2 separate regions of the Homo sapiens genome follow, and region 2 is linked to region 1. Evidence: chromatin contacts called from ENCODE Hi-C or POLR2A ChIA-PET data. All regions are on one chromosome and are shown on one strand. Each heading gives the region's core, a stretch centred on a gene start or an enhancer-like site at or near the end of the contact. The rest is flanking DNA. Distances are from core to core; before and after follow the strand shown. Region 1 overlaps AAK1 (AP2 associated kinase 1). Region 2 overlaps PCBP1-AS1 (PCBP1 antisense RNA 1).

Region 1 (7,832 bases), core at 2,690-5,189:
GGAATTTAGGCTTAGCAACATTTAAGGGGTAGCTTAGTAAGGAGAGCCCTTAAAGGTGACAGAGAAGGAATGTCCAGCGAGGTGGGAGGAGAATCAGTAGAATGCAGTGTCTCGCAGACATGGGATCCAACAAAATTAAAAAGTTGGAAGTAAAGAGGGTCAAATATCCCAGAGAGGTCAAGTAGGATAAAGACTGGAAAGTGTCCTCTGGATTGGCCAGTGGAGTGGCATTGACCTCTGCAAGAGCATTCAGAAGAGTGATGGAAACGGAATTATAGATTACAGTGAGTTGGTGAGTGGGAGCACCAAGTCTAAACTATTTCTTTGAGAAATGTTCATAAGAAAAGAAAGGGAGAGATCATAGCTTGGGAGATGCTTGAGCATATCAGTAGGCTGATGGGAAGAGGCACCAGGCTAGAGAGAGGAGGTCAGGGGAGAGATTGAGGTTAAAACAGAAGAGAGGGCAGTTCCTCATGGAGCAAGGTCCCAGAGGAGACAGGAGGGAATGGAGTAGTCTTCATTTTTAAAAATTGCAATTCCATTCTTTTAGATACTCAGGCCAAAAACCTCTTGTCATTCAGTTTATCAGAAAATCCTGTTTGCTCTATATTCACAATACAGCCAAGGTCCAACCACTTCTTACTGCCTTCGTTGCTGTCTCTCTGGGCCAGCCTGTCATTGGCCTGGATGATGGCAGCTGTTTCTTCACTGGTCTCTCCACTGCTGCCTGAGCCTCCTCAGTCTACTCAGCACAGTAGCCAGAGTGAGCCTTTAAAGTGCCAATCATTTCATGTTAGTTACTCCTCTGCTCAGAAGCGTCCAGTGATTCCCCATCTCAGAGTAAAACTGTAAATCCTGCTGTGGCCTAGAAAGTGCTATGCTCTGCCCCACCGTTTCCTCTCTGCATTCTTATTTTACTCTTCTCCTCTGGTTATTGCTCTCTATCCATACTGGCTTCCTTCCTGTGGTTTCTTAAAGCAGGGCAGATTCGCACCTCCCTGCTCAGGCCTCTTGTACTTGCTGTTCCCCTTGCCTGTGGAATGTGTCCTCTAGGTAGCCCCAAAGCTTGCTCTCCCTCACCTATTTTGCTTAAATGTCACTTTCTGAGAGAGTCCTTCCCTGACCATTCCATTAAAATTTGCAACCCCTCCCTCCCGGCAGCACTCCCTCCCTCTTCCCTGCTTTGGCTCTGCTATATAACGTGCTTGTTTGTGTATTGTCTCTCCTCTTTGGAACTTAAGCTTTATGAGCTTTTCTGTTTTATTCACAGGCCTAGAACCATGGCTCTCATAGAGTAGGGACACAGTAAATATTTGTTGATTAAATGGGTGGATGGATGAATAAGATCAAGGCTGAACCTTGGGAAAGAAGAGGGAAATTTCACACTCTGAGACAGGAGGAGATGAGTGAATCTGTATGGATATAGATAAGTTTGTAGTGGGGAAGCCTTGGGGGTAGGGTGGGAATTGAAGGCAATCATAACAGATACCCTCAATTTTCTGGAGTAAGGAGGCAAGGTTGTCTGCCGAGGATAGTGGTAAGTATGGGGCTGAGGATACTCCTGAGAGTTGGGTTAGTCATCGAGGGGAATGAGAGAGGGAGCTAACCAAGGACAAGGAAAGGACCCAAGCCAGGATGGACACCATGAGGCAGTCTTGTAAGGCTGTGTGATTTGAGGTTAGGAACAGAGCAGGTGGATTTAGCATTGATTCAAGGTTGGGGAGGTGTGAGGGGAGGCTAGGAGTGCACAGAAATCAAAGGAGCAGTGTAGATGGTCAACCATGGGGCCAGAATGGGGAGACAAGCCTGTCTAAGCAGGGGGTTGATTGGTTGATTGAAAGAAAATGGAAGAGTCAGAGCATGGAGGACTGGATGGTCAGGCCAGAATGAAAGCCTAAGGGAATGGAAGTCTTGGAGGGTGTGTCAGAATGGGGGAGACTGATGTTTAAGATTTGTGTTGACAAGGTCTAGAGGGTGGCCATGGATGTGTAGGTCATTGAGAGGACCAAAGGTCAGTGTCGTGAAGAAATCTGGAGGCTGCAGTTTAGGAATAAGTGGATTTTGAGACCACCCAGAAAGATGGTAGGAGTTGCAGTGGAGGGAAGCCAAGATGCTACAGGCATCCGTGAATGTTAGAGACTGAGCCAGAGGGGGAAGTACAAAGGCAAGGCAGGGTGGAAGCCAGTGTAGCCACGTGGCATGAGCTCAAAGGAGCAGGAATTTTTACATGAGGGTGGAGGAGTGATGGTTTGGAGTCAACTCAGGAGAGCAAGGAAAGTTCTGACCTCCTGCGCTAAGCTACTGAGGCGTAGGAAAATATGGCATCAGAGGGCTAGTGATGCAAGTGATATTGGCTGGTGCAGGAGCAGGACCGAGCAAGTTGGATGATTTATCCTTTGGCTTGATTGTGGAGCTAAGTTGTTTTTATTGTTAGGTATTTATAATTTATGGCATTTATTTGGCAGCTTAACTTCCTCTTATTAAAAGGAACCCATTTTTATTTTGCATGTATTTTACTTATATATTAGTATATTGAATATTATATATTTATTTATATCTCTACTTATATTTAATTTTATGTGTACATGAATTCTTTTTTCTCCTTTGGGTCTTGGCTTTGTGACAAAAAAGACCTTGCATGGTCGCTGTAGAGGCATCTTCAGGACCTGGTTTTGAATTTGCTTTTTGTATTTTATTGCTGGGAGCTCCTGCTTACCTTTCACTTTTATGCCCTCCTGGTCAGGTTGGTTGCCTCATGGTTCTTTTTTATCACTAGACTAATGATTAATTCTTAGTGAAGCCCTTCACCTCAGAGGTTGCTGAATGATGAAGGACCACTTCCCTGAATCTTTGCTCAGCAGCCTCGAGATAAAGGAGGAGGTATGACTCTGTCAGCCAAAAAGCCTAATCTTTGAGTTGGAAATGGTTTATTCCTTGTATATTCTTTCTAGGTGTTAACAAACCAAAATAGTAGAGGCATCTCCATTAAATGTGGCCTCTTCTATACTCCTAATGCTTCCAGCTCTTCACTTTATCCCTTCACAGGAGCAGGCACAGCGTGCTGCTGGGAATGTCTGTTCACTTCTTTTACATGTGATTAGTTGTTCCTGATGTTTGCACTCTCATACACTCAAGCATGTGGCACATACCTCTTTAGGATTTGCTGCATCTTACAATAACGATTTATTTATCAGTCTTCTAAGCTGTTCTCCCTTCATCCCTGACCCAACTTGGACTCCTTGAGGGTATGGTTAGGTTCTCACTCATCTTTTTGTATGCTTTTAATAAGTAGGTATTTAGGAAGTAGGTATTAAATTAATGCATTAAACTTAGAATTCAAACAGCCTAACTCACAGATCTTGCAAAGGAGAAACTATGCCCAGAGGATTAAATGGCCTGTCCGAAACTACACAGCTAGGTTCAATTGGGATTAGAATCCATTTCTCCTCTCAAGCTTGTGGGGTCTTCTGAAAGATTAATGTCAAAGCAACTCGATGTGAATTGATTGTGTTCCTTAAAGTTAGAGATAATTGAATTCCTTGAAAATTCACTTATATCTTCTAGGGATAGGGGCTTTCAACCTTTCATTTCACCTGTTACCCTGTTTGGGGGTGGTGTGATGGTTTGGAATTTTGTTGTTCTTGACTGAGATTAGAGAATGAGGGCCTAGGCACAGGGAGGCTCTGTTCTGCTTGTCAAACCAGTAGGTTTGCTTTTTCCTTGACCTATACCTTAAGGACATCCTTCTATCTTGTAGGTGCTAGTGGAGCTATGTTACCATACACTGGGGATAGGATGAGGGCCCCTGGATAATCTGTGGCCTGGCAAGTGACACAGGCAGAAAGCAGCATGTCCAGGTCCCTCGTGGGTGGCTTGGGGGAACTTGGGGTTAGAAAAAGGGCATTATAACCAGGTGCTAGAAGTTCACAGATAGGTCATTTGTGGCTGGTAGGATTGGCAGGAAACAATGAGTCACACTGGTAGGTATACAAGGGATAGAAAAAGAAGAAATTTTTGATAATTGCTAGAGAGCCCTTTTTCCATTTAGACCAGTAGGTCTCAATTGTGGCTGTTTTGCCCCCCAGGAGACACTTGGCAATATCTAGAGACATTTTTGATTGTCACACCTAGGAAAGGGCTATTACAGGCATCAAACGAATGGAGGTCAGGGATGCTGGTGAATATCCTGTAGTGCATGGGATGGGGATGGCCCCCATAACAGGGAATTATACAGTCCAAAGTCATGAGCGTCCAGGTTGAGAATCCCTGATTTACACCCTGGGCCCCAACATCAGTACTCTGGTGGTTACTTAAGTCATAAAAAAAATAGTTTTTTATATATACTTTACTTTGAACTCTATTGTTAAATGGCAAAATCAGGTTTATTTCACCTTTTTCTTTTCGTTCTTTTTTTAAAATGGAGGCAAAATTCACATAACATAATTAACCATTTTAAAGTGAACAGTTCAGTGGCATTTAGTACATTAACAATGTTGTGCAGCTGGGCATGGTGGCTGGTGGCTGTGATTCCTGCTACTCAAGCGGCTGAGGTGAGAGGATCACTTGAGCCCAGAAGCTCAGCCTGGACAACAGCAAACTTCATCTCTAAAAGAAAACCAGAAACCAAAACTAAACATAATGTTGTGCAACCACTACCTCTATCTAGTTCCAAAACATTTTCATCGCCCGAAAAGGAAAGTGGTACCCACTAATCAGTTTTTAGTACAGACAGGGTTTTGCCGTGTTGCCCAGGCTGGTCTTGAACTCCTGAGCTCACATGATTTGTCTGCCTTGACCTCCCAAAGTGCTGTGATTACAGGCATGAGCCACCATGCCCAGTCACTATGTTTAGCTTTAACATAAAATTTACCATTTTAGTATTTAACCTTTGATATAGACTTGTCATTCCACAAACACATTTTAAGCCCCATGTCATGAGGGCACTGTTGAAAGCACTGCATAAATTATGATGAACAAAACAGTTATAGGTGTTTTTCTCCTAGAGCTTACAGTCTAGTGGGGAAGGCAGACATTGAACTCCCACCAGTAAGTTTTCAAGTCCGGGAAGTGAATTTAGCTGTAAAAGTATAGGAGTTGAAGCCAGTGCAGTAGGATTGACTGTCACAGTTTCTTGCTTTCCACTTTCTTTCTGTGTGAGTACAGTTTCTTTCATATAAGAGCAAATTCATAGCCAAAAAGAAACAGGGAAGGAAGAAATGAAGAAAATAAATGAGAGAAAGCAAGACCCAGGAGCGAGGAGGAGGGAGGATTGGGGAGGTCCTCCCAGGAAATCCCGTGTTTCAGGTTCTTCTAGAAACTCCTCAGGCCAGTTCTTAAAACATCTTCCACTGTGGTCTGTCTTTATCTTTTGAGTCATATAGATGGGAATGGTATTTCCATTTGGTTAAATGGTACTGGGTTAAAAAGCAAAATAACATACCCTGCCTCCCATCCTCTGTGTCTCTCATAAGGATCAGAGCCCAAGTGACATGAGGTCAGCTGAGTGCCCAGCAGGACTGAACTATTCTGGCCTGCGGGGCTTCTCTGCGAAGTCCCGAGAAGTGGCTAAGCTGAGGTCGAAGTCCACATGGAAAGGACAGCACCAATGGGCATGCAGTTTCCTTGGTAGACTATGTAAGTGAAAACCCTAGAAGGAAGGTTTTTGATGGTGCCCATGAGGAAAGAGGACAGCAACATGTTTTGTTTTTTTCCTCGTGGTTGGGGTCATATTAATTTCTTAGGGCCACAGTAACAAATGACCACAAACTGGGTGGCTTACACCAGTAGAGATTAATTAACCTTCTCACAGTTCTGGAGGCCAGAAGTGAGAAATCAATGTGTTGACAGGGCCGTGCTCCCTCAAAAGCTCCAGGGGAGAATCATTTCTTGCCTATTCTGGCTTCTCGTGGCTCCAGGCATTCCTTGGTTTGTGGCTCCATCACTCCAGTCCCTGTCTCAGTTTTTGCATGACCTTCTCCTCTTCTGTGTGTCTCTCCTCTGAGTGTCTCTTCTAAGGACACTTATCATTAGATTTAGGGTCTGCCAGCATAATCCAGGATGACCCCCATCTTGAGATCTTTCAATTAATTACACCTACAAAGACTCTTTTTCTATATAAGGTCACATTTACAGGTTTCTGGGCTTAGGACATGGACCTTTCTTTTGGGGGAACCATTATTCAACCTACCAGAGTGGTGAAGGAGACAGGGTGTTGGGAGCAAAGGTTTTTGTTTTTGTTTTTGTTTTCCTGGTTGGGAGAGAAGGAAGCAAAATGCCGTGGAGAGTGCCATGACTAAATCCCTCACCTGGGACCCTGCACTGTTGCTGCCACTCTCGGGAAACTTTCAGCTTGAAATGCCAGCTCCACGGGGCAGGACTGGAATGGCCTGACCAGGTCTGGCTTCATGAGAGAGAGTTTACTAGACTCCTCCTTCCAGCTGTTACACCTGTCCCTGTGTGACTCCATGTCTGCCTTCCTTCAATGAGCCTTTCCTCTTCCCTTTCTCCTTCCTTGCCTTTGTTTTCAGCCTGTTTTCTCACCAGTATTTTGTGTTTCTTTGGTATTTCTCTCTAGTCATGGACAGTAAATGAAACAGAAGTAGGCATTTTACTAATTTTAACCTTTATTAATGAATTCTTTGTTGCTTGTCTTCTGAGCTGACTCACCTGATAGTGGTGCTCAAAAGGAAAACCATTTCCTCTACTCACATTTCTGACACCAAATCTAAGTTTTTTCCACACTAACAATCAGTTATTTGACTTCCTAGACACCGTTTGGGTGTCCTACTATTCAAATTAATTCTGACACTATCTATTTGGAGTTAGCTTCAGATTTTACAGATTAAGGGCTCAAGACTGCCCCCATTTCAGATGCCAGTTGCAAGCTTCTGGTACCAGGTTAGCTACAAATTAGGGGTTCTCATTACCCCTTCCTCCTGTTTGATCATTTGCAACAGTGGCTCACACCACTCAGGGAAATACTTTATGTTTATCAGTTTATTGTAAAGGATACAAATGAACAACCAGGTAAGAGCTACCTAGGACAAGGGATGGGGAAGGGGCATGGAGCTTGCATGCCCTCTCTGGGCATGCCACCCTCCAGGTACCTCCACATACGGAGCTATCTAGAAGCTCTTTAAACCCCTTTATTTAGGGTTTTTATGGAGGCTTTATTACATAGGTATGATTGATTAAATCACTGGCCCTTGTTGATTAGCTCTATCTCTAGCTCTTGCCCTCCTCAGAGGCTAGGGGTAAGACTTAAGGTTCTAACCTTCTAATCACATGGTTGAGTTCCCTGCCAACCAGCCCCCATCCGGAAGCTACCTAGGAAGCCCAGCCACTAGCCATTTCATTCACTTACAAAAAGACACTCTGCATTCTGGAGATTTCAAGGGTTTTAGACGCTTTTGTGTTAGGAAACAGGGGCTAAGACCAAATATTAACAAAAGATGCTCCTATCACCCCTACCACTCAGGAAATTACTACAAGGGTTTTAGGTGCTCTGTGTCAGGAATCAGGGGCAACGACCAAATATATATTTCTTATTGCATCATGGTGCTGTAGCTTGGAAGTGATTTCCCCTCTTCCTGGGGTCTTGATCATTGGCCCCATGATTTGGGGTGTGATTCTAGGAGCTGTTGGGATTGCACAAAGCCTGTGCCTTCAGATGCTTGCATCTCATCTTCCTTGACAAGATGCCTGTCTTAAAGTGGGCCATTGGACTGAGGGAGGTGATGGGCCTCATGAGACCTCAAATTACCCACTTACACTGAATTTTCCTGGTCTCCAGATCTAGAGCTTAGGCCATTTCACATGGCTAAACTGCTTTG
Region 2 (7,832 bases), core at 2,596-5,095, 450 kb before region 1:
CTGGCCCCGAGTTCATGCTCTTAACCTCTGCACTCTACTGCTTGTAGTCTTTTCTTACCTCTGTTAAGTAGGTAGTATGGACTGTGTGGTATAAGAGTAGTAGGGCCAGCTCTGTTTTTCTCATATGAAAAATGGGAAGATTTTGACCACTGGACTAGGAATAAAGAGGACTGTGATCTTGACTTGACCCTGCCACCAACTTGCCATATTTAGGACTTCACTTTTTTTAGTTTTATGGTCCTTATTCATTAAACAAAGGGGTTGGGGCCAGGCGCGGTGGCTCATGCCTGTAATCCCAGTACTTTGGGAGGTCGAGGTGGGCGGATTACGAGGTCAGGAGCCTGGCCAATATGGTGAAACTCTGTCTCTACTAAAAATACAAAAAAAGGCCAGGTGTGGTGGTGTGTGCCTGTAGTCCCAGCTACTCGGGAGGCTGAGGCAGGAGAATCGCGTGAACCCAGGAGGCAGAGGTTGCAGTGAGCCAAGATTGTGCCACTGCACTCCAGCCTGGGCGACAGAGCAAGACTCTGTCTCCAAAAAAAAAAAGCAGTTGCTCTAGATGGCCTCTGAAGTCTCTTTGAACTCTGATGTTCTGTAATTGATCATAGGAAGTAAGAGTAACACCTGCTTAACACCTGCTTAGCTCCTTGAGTTTGGGGCAATGGTATTTGTGATTTCTGTTTTTTTTTTTTTTTTTTTTTTTTTTTGAGATGAAGTTTTGCTCTGTCGCCCGGGCTGGAGTGCAGTGGCGAGATCTCGGCTCACTGCAAGCTCCGCCTCCTGGGTTCACGCCATTCTCCTGCCTCACCCTCCCGAGTAGCTGGGACTACAGGCGCCCGCCACCATGCCCGGCTAATTTTTTTGTATTTTTAGTAGAGATGGGATTTCACCGTGTTAGCCAGGATGGTCTCCATCTCCTGACCTCGTGATCTGCCCATTTCGGCCTCCCAAAGTGCTGGGATTACAGGTGTGAGTCACCGCACCTGGCTGTGAGTTCTTAGAGAGTCTGCCTTGTGCAGGGAAGATGCCAGATTCTAGGGCAAGGGATGAGCCGTCTCCCTGAAGAAGGTAGATCTAGGTTCTTTTTTGAGGCTGGTTGCCAAGGGAACCCAGCCTCTGGCCAGCAACAGCCAGCAATGCTTTGGTTGAGGCTTGGGTACACATAATGAAAACAAGCCGCACATTTAGGTTTCATTCCTTGCCTTTCTCCCATCTCCACCTTTCCTTTTTCTTTCCTTGTTAAGCTGCTAGTTTTAAACACATTCATGTGTCAGACACTGTTTTAAATACTTAACAAAGTATCGTTAAGTATCGTTAAAGATTAAATGAAGTATCATTTAATCTTCACAGTAATCTTACAAAATAGGTACTCTTATTCTAAACAGAGGCAAGTAGAGTTAAGTAATTTGTCCAGATTTACTCAAGAGAAAGTAGTATCAAACCCGTACTTTTAGCTACTAAGTTGTACTGCCTGGTTGGATATTTAAAAAAATAGAAGAGGGACTTCTTAGTTATTTATTAGTGGTTTTTGTTTGTTTTGTTTTTATTTAGAATAAAAACTCTTGGAGCTGAAAAGAGCCTTTGAAGTAATTTTATGCAGTCTCCTTGTCTCCAGCCTGCCATCCAATTACAGGAATGTTTTCTATCATTCTCCTGACAAATGATCTTTCAAGTTCTCTTTGAATACCTCCATTAATAGGGGAGCTCATCAGTTCTTAGGACATCGTTGTTGAAAAGCTCTCATTGGTAGAAATATAATCATAATTTTTTGAGATAGGGTCTTGCTCTGTCACACAGGCTGGAGTGCAGTGTTGGATTACAGCTCACTGCAGCCTCAACCTCCCTGGCACAAGCGATCCTCCCCCTCAGCTTCTCCCTTCTCCGAGTAGCTGGGACTACAGGCACATGCCACCATGCCCGGCTGTTTTTTTTTTTTTTTTTTTTAGTTTTTTATAGAGACAAGGTTTCACTATATTGTTCAGACTGGTCTCGAATTCCTGGGGTCAAGTGATCCTTCTGCCTTGACCTCCTGAAGTGCTGGGATTACAGGCATGAGCCACCATGCCCTGCAAAAAATTATTATTTTTGTTTTTATTTTATTTTATTTCATTTTATTTTTGAGACGAAATCTTGCTCTGTCGCCCAGGACAGAGTGCAGTGGCACAATATTGGCTTACTGCAACCTCTGCCTCCTGAGTTCAAGTGATTCTCCTGCCTCAGCCTCCCCAGTAGCTGGGAGTACAGGCACTCACCATCATGCCTGGCTAATTTTTTTATTTTTAGTAGAGACAGGTTTCATCATGTTGGCTAGGCTGGTCTCAAACTCCTGACCTCAAGTGATCCTCCCGCCTCGGCCTCCCAAAGTGCTGGGATTACAGGCGTGAGCCACTGCGCCCAGCCACCTGGCCTTTTTTTATTTTTAAGAGATAGGGTCTTGCTTTGTCACCCAGGCTAGAGTGCAGTGGTGTGATCATAGCTTACTGTAGCCTTGAACTCCTGGGCTCAAGTGATCCCCCTGCCTCAGTCTTCTGAGTAGCTGGGACTACTGTGTGCCACCACACCAGGCTAATTCTAAAAATTTTCTGTAGAGGCTGGGTGCAGTGGCTCACACCTGTAATCCCAGCACTTTGGGAGGCCGAGGTGGGTGGATCACTTGAGGCCAGGAGTTTGAGACCAGACTGGCCAATGTGGCGAAACCCCATCTCTACTAAAAATACAAAAGTTAGCTGGGCATGGTGGTTCACATCTGTGATCCTACCTACTCGGGAGGCTGAGGCATGAGAATTGCTTGAACCCAGGAGGCAGAGGTAGCAGTGAGCTGAGATCGTGCCACTGCACTCCAGCCTGGGCAATAGAGCGAGACTCTTTCTCATAAAAAAAAAAAAGAAAGAAAAATTTTTGTAGAGACTGGGTCTCGCTATGTTGCCTGGGTTGGTCTTGGACTCCTGACCTCAATCAGTCCTCCCGCCTTGGCCTCCCAAAGTGCTGGGATTACAGGCATGAGCCACTGTGCCCTGCTGAAAATTATTTCTTGTTTTGAATTGAAATCTAATTGAGACTTCTCATTAATTTAATTTTTGTTTTTATTTATTTATATTTGAGACGGAGTCCCACTCTGTCACCCAGGCTGGAGTGCAGTGGCACGATATCGGCTCACTGCAACCTCCACCTCCTGGGTTCAAGTGATTCTTCTGCCTTGGCCTCCTGAGTAGCTGGGATTACAGGTGTGTGCCACTACGCCTGGCTAATTTTTATATTTTTAGTAGAGATGGGGTTTCACCATGTTGGCCAAGCTGGTCTGGAACTCCTGACCTCAGGTGATCCTCCCACCTCAGCCTCCCAAAGTGCTGGGATTACAGGCGTGAGGCACTGTGCCCGGCCTAATTTTAGACCAGTACCCCGGAACTATACAGAATAAATGTAATACATCTTCCACATGCAAACTCATGAACCTTTGAAGACAGTCTTCCTATGTGTAAGACATATTTGCAGTTTATCCTAATACCTAAACTTGCTTTCAGTTCAGATCATTCTGCACAGAAACAATTTCTACTTCTCCCTACTTTGTAAATGCAGTCTGACAAATCTGTGCTTCACTTAGGATTATTTAGTTACAAGGTGAGTATGCTTTCCTTTCCTCCTTGAAGAATGAATTGATGGTGAGCTAAGTCTTTACAATTGTCTGTGAGTTTGGAGGGTTTGCAGTCTCCTACTCTTGTAATCATTAGGAGGTCAGGCTGCTGCCCTGCTGCATACGCCATCAGAGCTCACAAAATGGCTGGAAGTTTATCCGGGCACTTGACAAACTGCATTTACTTCATCAGGCCACTAGGTGATGAACAACTCACAAACCCAGACTGCCAGGGACTGTGGTGTACAGGGCAGTTTCTGTTTATACTTGGAAAGGCCATTCGAAGTCATCTGGTCCAAACTCATTAAAAGGTTTTTGTTGGGGAGGGGAAACATGTTTTTTATATAGTTTGTCTTTCCTGGCTTTGTTACAGTTAAATGTTAATTGCCTGGGACATTTCCTTTTTTTTTTTTTTTTTTTTTTTTTGATACGGAGTCTCACTCTGTCACCCAGGCTGGAGTGCAATGGCACAATCTCGGCTCACTGCAGCCTCCGCCTCCCGGGTTCAAGCGATTCTCCTGCCTCAGCCTCCTACAGGCGTGCGCCACTGTGCCCAGCTAATTTTTGTATTTTATTTTTTTAGTAGAGACAGGATTTTGCACTGTTAGGCTGGTCTCGACCTACTGACCTCATGATCGCCCGCCTTGACCTCCCAAAGTGGTGGGATTACAGGCGTGAGCCACCACTTCCAGCCAAGTAGGACATTTCTTTGAGTGATTTTCTTAGAAGGGGGGCATGAGTGGTACTTTCAAAGTCTTTTTATGTCCAATTTCTTTTTAACCTTCGTGTATGAATGATATTGTGGTTAGGTTTAGAATTCTTGGAATACTAGTCCTAGTCTCGACAAAGTCTAAGTAGCTTTCCAGTGTTTTGAGTTTCTGGTGATACAGATGAGAAGTCCAATGGGATTTTTTTTCCTTGTAAGTAATAATCTGTTCTCTTGTTCTGGAAGTTTGTGAATTTTTATTTATGCTTAGAGTTTCCTGTGGTATGCTTCTGGTATGTCTTTTTTTTTTTTTTTTTTTTTTTTGAGATGGAGTCTTGCTCATGTTACCCAGTCTGGAGTGCAATGGCACGATCCCAGCTCACTGCAACTTCTGCCTCCTGGGTTCAAGCGATTCTTCTGCTTCAGCCTCCCGAGTAGCTGGGATTACAGATGCGTGCCACCACGCCTGGCTCATTTTTGTATTTTTAGTAGAGATGAGGTTTCGCCGTGTTGGCCAGGCTGAGGTGTATGCCTTTTAAAAATAACACTTGTTGGCACTTGATGAGCCTTTTAGACTTAAAAACTTAAAGTCTTTTTTCTGTTCAAGGTTGTTTTATTGCTTCCCTTTCTTTTTTTTTCCAACCTCCTTACTTTATAGAACTCAGAAAGGTGAAGTGACTTGTCCAAGCTCATATAGCTAGTTACAGATGAACCTCAAGCAAATAACCTGACTCCTTTGATGAACTAGACTTTTGTGTATTGAATATTGCTCCATTGAGAGGGCCATTATGAACAACTTAGAAACTTTTTAGTGAGACAGGAATTTTGCCAAGCCTTTGTGGGGAGATGAAGAAGGAAGAAGAGATAAAATTCATTATTTGTGGCCCATTTGAAGGGCTAAAGAATTCGCAAGTTCCCTGGTATCTCAGTTATTGAGCTACCCCGAAGCTCTAAAATGTAATAAAACCAGGAAGTTGCTTGAGCACTTGGAGAATTAGATTTTTAGTAGTCAGGAGTTGGATAAATGTGGTCATGCCCTATTGTAAATATCAAAAACATATAAATGGCATCCGAAGGCTTGGAGACAGACATCATAAACCATGTCTTATCAGTGGTCTGGTTTCTGTTTTGAGTTCCAACCTGGGATGCTTCTGTGGGAACCACCTGTTCCTGGCTCTGTTGATCTTTGGATTTCCCCAGCCCTTCAGTCCCTTTCAGTTTTGAAATGAAACCTACCCCAGAGGGCGAGGTCAGGTTACGAAGAGGACTTTGACAGCTCACCTTGGGTTGTTTTTTTCCCCCAGAGCTGTCTAGTGTGTGACTGTGTGAGGTGTGAGGCTCAGCAGGCTGTGATACAGATTAATTGATGGTGAATCAGCTGTTGGGTAAGGCCTGGGCTGTGTCATTTTTTGGGTAACCAGGAAAACATGACCAAATACATTGTCTTTCATCTATAGAAAGTTGAAACTTAAGGGTACAATCACCAGAAAGCTGCCCATGATCTCTGCCTTTGGTTTACTGACGAAGGAAAGGCTTTTTTTTTTTTTTTTTTTTTTTGAGACAAGAGTTTTGCTCTTGTTGCCCAGGCTGGAGTGCAATGGCACAATCTCTGCTCACTGCAACCTCCGCCTCCTGGGTTCAAGTGATTCTCCTGCCTCAACCTCCTGAGTAGCTGGGATTATAGGCATGTGCCACCACGACTGGCTAATTTTGTTATTTTTTTTTTTTTTTTAGTAGAGACGCGTTTTCTCCATGTTGGTCAGGCTGGTCTCGAACTCCCGACCTGAGTCAGGTGATCCGCCCGCCTTGGCCTCCCAAAGTGTTGGGATTACAGGCATGAGCCACTGTGCCTGGCTGAAGGAAAGGCTTTAACTTGCCTTCATCTTTCCTCATTTGTAGATCTTCCTTACCTCCTTTCTATTCACATCTCTAGCTTCCTGCTGCTGCTCTAGCTACTAAACCTTTACATAATGTGCCTTTTGGAATTGGTGCTTTGGAAGTGACTCCTCTAGATACCCCTAGAAACCCCCGTTCTCCAGCCAGACTCACAGAATGCAGCTTGCCGCCTCCTTTTTCTGTAAACCTGGTTTCCATAAGATTGCAGCACTTCATTTGGAATCTTTACAAGTGAAACTAGCTCTTTCTTCAACCCACTCCTTACCACTTCACCCCTGACTTTGCCTGACTGTACTTCAGCCCCATTCCTCAGCACTCCAGAGCTGCCTCCAAATGGCCAGATACTTTCAGATACCTTTTGCTCTTTGAAATTTCTGCTGGCCAGGAGGCCAGCAAGGCCACTTGATCACTGTCCTTGAAGCTGGCATCTATACCCATTTCCCCTGTGTGTGTTGCGATTTTGGTGTCTGATCTCTCCTCCTGGGGCTATAGCCCAGGCTCAGAGATTGGTGACCAGGGCTTGCCTGGAGCCAAGGATTTGGGATAGAGTGTGGACTTAGGGGGCTTGGTGTTAACATTTCAGAGGTAGACAGATGAGAAGCCAGAATACGTGAACCTCAAGGCCAGTGGAGGATGGGAAGGACAGAGAGAATTTAGTATCTGAAGCAAAAGATGACCTTTGTAAGCTTCTCCTCCTGCCCAATCTTTTTGAAAAATTATTTAATTTACAGAGAATATAATAAATGATATTTTTAAAATACCAAAACATTGTAGATCATATTTTGGCTATTCCTGTCTCCCCATTTCAGTTATTTCTGTATTCACTAGAGGTAATGTATTGGTGATTTGGAATGTACCTGCCATACTTCTTCCTGTGTGTTTATTTACACATGTATGAACCCAGAAAAAATTTAAAGTATTATTTTTTGTTTTATTTAATTCTCTATACAAGTGATATAACATCTTATGTATCATTCTGGTATTTTCTTCTATGATTTAATAACATGCTTTGACAGTATTCCATGTTAGTACAAACAGGCATATCTCATTCTTTTTGGTGCTGGATAGTATTTCATAGAATGGATATGCTGTATTTTATTTGGCTATTTTTCTATGAAGACATTAAGGTATTTCCAGTTTTTGGGTGATCTCAACCTCTTTGGCAGCTTCAGTTACCATCTACACGTGGATGATTCCCAAATCTCCAGCCCAGATCTCTAGACCAGATTATCCAATTGCTTACAACCCCACTGGGATGTCTTGCAGCCCCCTGCTTTTTCTCACTTGCTCCTTCTCCAGTGCCCAATCATATACATTATAGACAGTATGCAGCGGCTAAAGCCCCAAACCCAGTAATGATTAATCATTCCTTCCTTCCCTTCCCACGTCTGACAACCAGTCACTAGGACTTGTCCTCCCTACCTCCTCAGTATTTCTTGAATCTAATCATTTTCCCTCTCCATTGCTACTGCCCTGTACGTTAGTTTTTAAATTTATAAAAGAGTACTTCTGAGGATTAAGTGAATTAATATATATAAGATGCTTAGAATAATAGATTGGTACCTACTAATTGCTATGTGAATCTTAGTTGTTATTATC

Evidence for each region. Hi-C counts contacts between places; a loop is a spot of excess contacts on that map. ChIA-PET counts read pairs that join two places held with the same protein, here RNA polymerase II (POLR2A). Pooled maps may share reads with other maps.
Region 2: a loop to region 1 is called in a pooled map, with 2.6 times the contacts of the local background. The contact joins two enhancer-like sites. A Hi-C loop is called at or near these places in 1 of 50 pooled maps. POLR2A ChIA-PET finds 5 or more read pairs at or near these places in 3 of 52 experiments (GM10248, T-cell and activated CD8-positive, alpha-beta T cell).

Annotation. Positions count from the first base shown.
Region 1 is chr2:69,612,963-69,620,794 of GRCh38, reverse strand. All of the region lies in intron 2 of AAK1 (AP2 associated kinase 1), which reads left to right. Among named protein-coding and RNA genes, the nearest start is that of AAK1, 27 kb to the left of the region's middle. Within about 2 kb of position 3,939, at least 3 of the 41 ENCODE cell types and tissues checked have a DNase peak (open chromatin) inside an H3K27ac peak, as active enhancers do.
Region 2 is chr2:70,067,009-70,074,840 of GRCh38, reverse strand. The region is part of intron 4 of PCBP1-AS1 (PCBP1 antisense RNA 1); the gene reads left to right. It also overlaps a transcript of ASPRV1 not described here. Among named protein-coding and RNA genes, the nearest start is that of PCBP1-AS1, 16 kb to the left of the region's middle. RefSeq lists enhancers at 3,683-3,752, 3,690-3,984, 5,431-5,510. Within about 2 kb of position 3,845, at least 33 of the 41 ENCODE cell types and tissues checked have a DNase peak (open chromatin) inside an H3K27ac peak, as active enhancers do.